Regions from separate parts of the Homo sapiens genome. Here region 2 is linked to region 1. The links are chromatin contacts, found by Hi-C or POLR2A ChIA-PET in ENCODE. All regions are on one chromosome and are shown on one strand. The core of a region is the stretch at or near the end of the contact, and the rest is flanking DNA. Distances in the headings are between cores, read along the strand shown.

Region 1 (2,985 bases), core at 295-2,794:
TGAAGAGAAACACTTGATTCTTTACCACATTACCAAAAGGGTAGATTGACAAATAAAGAAGAATGTATCAGGCTTGAAGGTTGGCCAAAAATTGCCAGTCAATACTCTGGAAGTTTAGCAACAGGGAAATATCATAAGGGTTTATTTGAATCAGCCCTGTCACAGTGCCCAACCCAGTGCCTGGTGTAGTGTAGGCTCTCCGTGAAGGCAGAATCAACGTTGAATGATGTTTTTAAAAATGTTTATAGGCCCACTGTGAACATCCCAGTCTCCCTTCAGCTGAAGTCACTTTATGTTGACTCAAAACAATCTGCCCTCCAAACGAAAGTGTAAAATAAGAAACCAAGGCTTAGACGCTTCAAACACCAAAGCACCCTCTTCTTATATTCCTCCTAATTGTTAGTAGAGTAAGGTGTTTGGCTATTATTAGTCTCCCAGTGCTTACGTATTTGCTGGAAATATGCCTCATCCTCATGTATTACACCTTCTGCATAATCTAGTTTTATCATGTAGAAATTCCAAGGATTTATGAAGGTGAAATGACTCTGAAGTCCCTTGGATGAGGCTTATTAAGTGGCCCATTTCTTCTGAAATTCAGGGAGCTGAACTACAGCAAGGATGGATTGCCAAAATACATATTATGTAATTTTAAGTCACTTGCGCATGACTAAAACCTTAACCATGGTCAACGTAGGAGAAAATGATAATGATGTAATTTATTTGTGCTCACGTTACCATCTCCCCACCCAACAGTGCCTTAAAATAGATACAACGGATAAACTAGTAGAACCCTTTTTAAAAACATCAATGGCCACTTTCAAAGGAAAACAAAGTAAGGAAAGGAAAAAGAAGATCTGAAAAGGAACATTCAAAGGTGGGGTCTTAATTTCATCTGTGCTCATGGGAGACAGGGGGTGACATCATTTGGTAGAGAAGATGTCTGAAAATTCAGCCTCTTGAAAAGAACAATGTCAATCTATTCTCACTTTTAAAATTTGAAAAAGAGGAATGGTAATAACAACATTTACCATTTATTGAGCCTTCTTATGTGCCAGGTTCTAACCCGAACTGAAATCTAAAATAATTTCTCTTGAATCCTTAGAAGTTTGATGTTATTATCCTGATGTGTATGAGGAAAAAACTTAAAGAAGTTAGTATTTGCCTACCCTCCTACAGCTCATGAGTTTTGATGGTTTCTTGAGTTGTTGGGAAGATTTGCTAACACTGGTGGTCTCACTGTGCTTTTTCACTGGGGCATATGGTTATGGGTTAAAGAGTGGTGGCCTTGGCTTAGGGTTAACAAAAGTAATATTAATAGTAGCTGCAAGTTATTGAGTGTCCACTGTGAGCCAGTCTCTTCACGCTTATCATCTCTTAATTTTCACCAAATTATCTGCAAGGAAAGTTTTATCTTTTAATTTTCACAGAGGAAAGAAAGTTGACTGAGGAAACTGAGGTTTATGTTGCAAGAAAGTGATGAAACCAGGATCAAAGCCAGCTTTGCCTGTGTTCTTTCCACCTTCCAGTCCCCGCTGTCCTGTGAGGATAATTAGCAAACGCAGACGTGCTCGCTCGCACAGAACACGCTCCCTCTGGTGGAAGTCAGAGAGGTACACAATGAGGCCCTTGTATGAGTCAACCCTTTCTGGGTTTCAGGAGAATCTGACCTTGTTTCTTACTTTGTCATCTCCTGTTGCTTAGCTAGAGACCCTAAATATGCATCTTCTATTTGTGACTCTGTTTTTCTGTTTTGCTTATTATTATTAAAAATAGCTGACAAAACAAACAGTAGGGCAACTTACAAAATATGAATGAATGACACATACCCACAGTCTCTCCTTTTTTTTTGTTTTATTTTGTTTTCTTTCCCACTTTAGACACTTTGGGTGGTTAGCAAAATCTACCAGAATATATCTTACTTGTTTTCAGGATCTGTCAGAAAATTGTTATGTTGTCTTGGATCCTGAGCCTGCTGTTTTGCCCACACCCTTGTTTGGCATGAGGTGAGACTAGGAATAAGAGAATAAACAGTTGCTTGTACAACATTTTCATAGAGAGGAAGTTATTATATGACACCCAAGCAGAGAAACTCTTCTTCTTAATCCAGGATGACTGAGGAGGCCAGAGCTCTCCTTTTTGCTCTGGAACCATGAGCCTGCATTCCCTCGCTGCCTTTGGCACCTTGGCTTTCTACCTTCATGTTCTGAATATGTTGTGTTTTTCTCTCCCATTATGCTGTAAACTTGGCAATAGTGGGGACCGAGTTCCCTAACTGATTTTATCCTGTTTCTAGTAGTAAAAGGTTTTCAGTCAGGCTTGGTGGAAACAAATATAAAGAAGATAAATAGATTGGATATGAGTTCAAGTACCTGACAAGGAATTTGGACATTCTTTTATAGTCCAGTAGTTCTTAAACTTTTTTTTTTCCTAGGCCAGCGCCTGGGGATGTGATACACTCTGACCAGTGATTATTATCCTCTTTTCTTGAGTGCATGTGAGTGTGTTTTGTGGGGAGGGGAGAAGAGCAGGCACAGGCAGCCATCTAGTAAAAAGTTCCAATGAGAGGCATCTAGTTTTTGAAAAAAAAAAAAAAAAAAAGAAAAGAAAGAAAAAAAAAATCCCTTCATGGCATGTGAAAACCATCCTCCCAGCCCTGACCAGGGCGGTGGAGAGAGTGAAGAGCCACTGAAGTTTTTGAGTGGGAACATGGGAAGATGAGACGTATTTTTGGAATACCATTGTTCAGGTGTACTGGGCTCGGAGTGGGCATGAACTCAGAGATAGGAGGAAACTATAGTCCCTTTATTTTAATGCTGTGAAAATCTGAGCTATATTGTGGATAAGGAGCTGAAGAGGAGGGGTGAATGTGAGACATACAATGAAGGAATAATTGATAAGGGGAAGAAAGGAAGAATCATTACTACCTTTAGAGAATCTGAGCTTCCCTGATGGGGATAGAGTGATTCCATTAATAGTTACAGGGTA
Region 2 (3,186 bases), core at 458-2,957, 200 kb after region 1:
TCTCTAACAGCCCCAACTGGAGATGATCTCTTCCTCTTATATATTCCAAGCAGTATTTATTTCTTGTTTTTCATTGAAGTACTACTACACATAGTATTTGTTTCTAACTCTTCCTACATTCATTCTGTTCTGCCTTACATTATAGTTGGTTATCTTTATTGGAATCATTCCCTTCTACAAGAAAAAGAGTTATTTGAGGTCAAAGCCTCATTCAAACCAGGTTCTTTGTCACCTTCAGTGCTTGACATAGTATCTGGTCCAAAATATTTGCTTAATACATTCTTGATCTATTGAGTTGGATGGAATGTGTTAGAATTATAGCACCATTTATTTCTAGAAGTCAACCTTAGAAATCTCCACTTTTTGGGAGTGGAGAGAATTAGGAAGAGACCTGTGGGGGAGAAAGAGGGGCCGCAGGGATTCCAAGTGCTTCCCACCCTCCTTTCATTGCACCCTTGCCATTTGTATCAGGCATTCCTTACTTCCAGTTCTTGGACCAAATGGAGACAGAGCTTGCTGGTTGAGAGCCACAGAGCTTACCATACCATAGGGATTTTGGGGGGTGAGGGGTGGGTGGCAAGAGCGTATTCTGCAATATACAGGGAAAATATATTGATTTAATAACATGAGTACAAATTATGATTATTCATTATCTGAGTATTGTTACCTGTGTGACCTACTTTCTTTTAAGACCCCAACTATGTAGATTGTGGCTATAATACTCAGCAGCATTAAATGTTGGTATAAGACACTGTTGTGGGCTGAGTTGTGCCACCTCCTAATATCCTGTTACTTCAGGATGTGACTGTATTTGAAGACAGTAATTTAAAATGATCTTAATCTAATATGGCTGGTGTTCTTATAAGAAGAGGACATTTAGACTCACTTAGAGACACCAGGGATGTGTGCACGCACAGGAATGACCACGGGACAAACACAGTGAGAAGGTGGCCATCTGCAAACAAAGGAGAGAAGCCTTAGGAGAAATCAAACTTGCCAAGACCTCGATCTTGGACTTTTAGCCTCCATATTTGTGGGAAAGTAAATTTCTGTTGTTTAAGTCATTCATTCTGTGGCATTTTGTTATAGCAGTCCTAGCAAACTTATACAGCAAAGATACAAGCATTTTGTTGGTGTAGTTTTTCTAATCCTTCCTTCTCTAATGTTCTGCAGGTACTGCAATGACCTTTTGGTCCCTTTGCTATTTAGAGAAATTCCTCGGGTCTGATCTCAGGTATCCTGAGCACAGTATCATTTCTATGAATATTAAGTTTTGGCAAAATCACATGAAAAACACAATTCTCCTGAGCTAATTGAAAAGCTGGTCACAATGGGGCTACCATTGTAAAAAGCATTTAGAGTGCAACATTTTGTCTATTAAAATTCAGTTCTTTTCAAACCATGCATAACCTTGCCTGGGACACACTCTGAAAGCACTTTCTATTTATGAAGTTTATTGTTCTATTTACTTGAATTTTTCTTCCAAGTTCTGCCTGTGACATTTTTATCTCCTTTTTATAAGGACAAAATAATGGTATACCAGGAGGTTGGTAGAAAACAGACCCTAGAATGATTTTCAACTTTTAACCATGCTCAGATTTCAAGGCCAAGTGACTCAATGTAGCATGCAGAAAGATTGAGTCAGGGCCTGAGGATCAGGCCATGCAGATTTGAAAAAAAAGAAAAAAAGGAAAAAAAAGGACAGAGAGAGATGGGAAATGGCTGGAGTGACTCAGAATTTATTCCCTGGAGTCCAGACCTCCTTGAGTTTCCTTAGCTGAATTCCCGTAGTTAGTTTTGTGTGTGTTTGTGTGTGTGTGTGTGTGTGTGTGTGTGTGCTTAAGCCAGCTTCTAATCTGTTCCCTGCTTTACCATGGAAGCCTTTGTCCCACAGCTGGGGCTCATTTGGTTTGGATTTTCATCTATAAATTGCTGTCAGCAAGGATCTTTGGGAGCTAATTGGTGAAAGTGACCTAACAAGGAACTCCAGAGGGAACCAGAAAGACTCAGAATTTTTATCCTTTTTCTCTTCCCCCAAGAATTTGTGTTACCCTTTGCCAAGGAACAACTAGCTTTGAAGCTTGAGTAATCTTTTTTATTTAAAAGGTAAAAACCACCTTAGATGACATGCCATCAAACAAAACCATGTTTCTTAATCCTGTAGTAGAGAGCAAGGAGTGGCTAGTGTCTGGTATTCAAAGTCCCATTTGGACATACTTCAAAGAAAGACTCCAGGCAGAACGGCTAAAAGCTTTGCCAACACCAGGATATATACATATTTCCAGTTGCTGGGGCCTGAGCTCAGTTCCTGCATCTGAGGAGGATAATAATTGCTGTGCTTTTCATCTTTTTTTTTTGCAGCCTATTAAATGGAGGCCACTTCACAGCAGGACACATAGGTTCACAATAATAATAGCAAAATCTGTAATGATTTGTTTTCCCTTTAGAAAGCATCTTTGCAGTAATCCTGGGACTTAACCGAAGTGCAGAAATTTAACTTGAAATAAAGGAGTCTGGGAAGAGCTCAGGTGATGGAAAAGCAAAACTGGCATCTAAGAACATCTAGGTGTAGTAGGTGTGAATTTCAGTTCACAAACTAAGGCACGCAAACATATAACTTTTAGTTTTTATGTAACAACTATTTTTTATCTCTAAACCTCCATTTTGTGAAAGAAGTGTTATTTCATCTCAGTCAATTCAGTGTCTTCAATGTCCTAATGATTCCTAAATAGCCTCTACCCAATTCTCTGAAATAGGAAGTTTCAAGGTCTCTATTATCCTGTTGGGACTTGGTCATTTGCCTCTACGGCTTGCTGTCCTGATGCACCTTGTGCCTATGTCTAGCCCTGTTGGCTCTGGCTCCGTTGACTACTTGCATGAAGAGTCTGTGAGTACAAGAACTATCAGATCATTTCACAGGGCATGTGAGACTCACCATGTGTGTCTCAACCAGCCATTCAGCCAGTACATCCCCAAGGGTTTTGCCAACACCTTGAGGTTCTATAAGGAAGGAGTGGTTCTTTATTTTTTGGAGATTTCATACCTTTCTTGGGCTTGGCCACATTTTAGGGGCAGAACAATTGCCCCCTCTAGACTCACTCTCATTGTTTTGTCGCCAACTGTCTTTTCTCTTTCCCTTCCCCAAGCCAGGGGGATATTTTGTACATTTCAGTTGAGACAAAGGCA

Evidence for each region. Hi-C counts contacts between places; a loop is a spot of excess contacts on that map. ChIA-PET counts read pairs that join two places held with the same protein, here RNA polymerase II (POLR2A). Pooled maps may share reads with other maps.
Region 2: a map of gastrocnemius medialis shows a loop between it and region 1 (3-fold over the local background). The contact joins two enhancer-like sites. A Hi-C loop is called at or near these places in 8 of 168 maps with a recorded cell type or tissue (IMR-90, OCI-LY7, aorta and 5 more) and 9 of 50 pooled maps. POLR2A ChIA-PET finds 5 or more read pairs at or near these places in 1 of 52 experiments (OCI-LY7).

The regions. Positions count from the first base shown.
Region 1 is chr4:100,094,612-100,097,596 of GRCh38, forward strand. No RefSeq gene overlaps it. Among named protein-coding and RNA genes, the nearest start is that of DDIT4L-AS1, 94 kb to the right of the region's middle. Within about 2 kb of position 1,545, at least 4 of the 41 ENCODE cell types and tissues checked have a DNase peak (open chromatin) inside an H3K27ac peak, as active enhancers do; they include gastrocnemius medialis, where a contact is called at or near this core.
Region 2 is chr4:100,297,469-100,300,654 of GRCh38, forward strand. No RefSeq gene overlaps it. Among named protein-coding and RNA genes, the nearest start is that of SNORA101A, 96 kb to the right of the region's middle. Within about 2 kb of position 1,708, at least 3 of the 41 ENCODE cell types and tissues checked have a DNase peak (open chromatin) inside an H3K27ac peak, as active enhancers do; they include gastrocnemius medialis, where a contact is called at or near this core.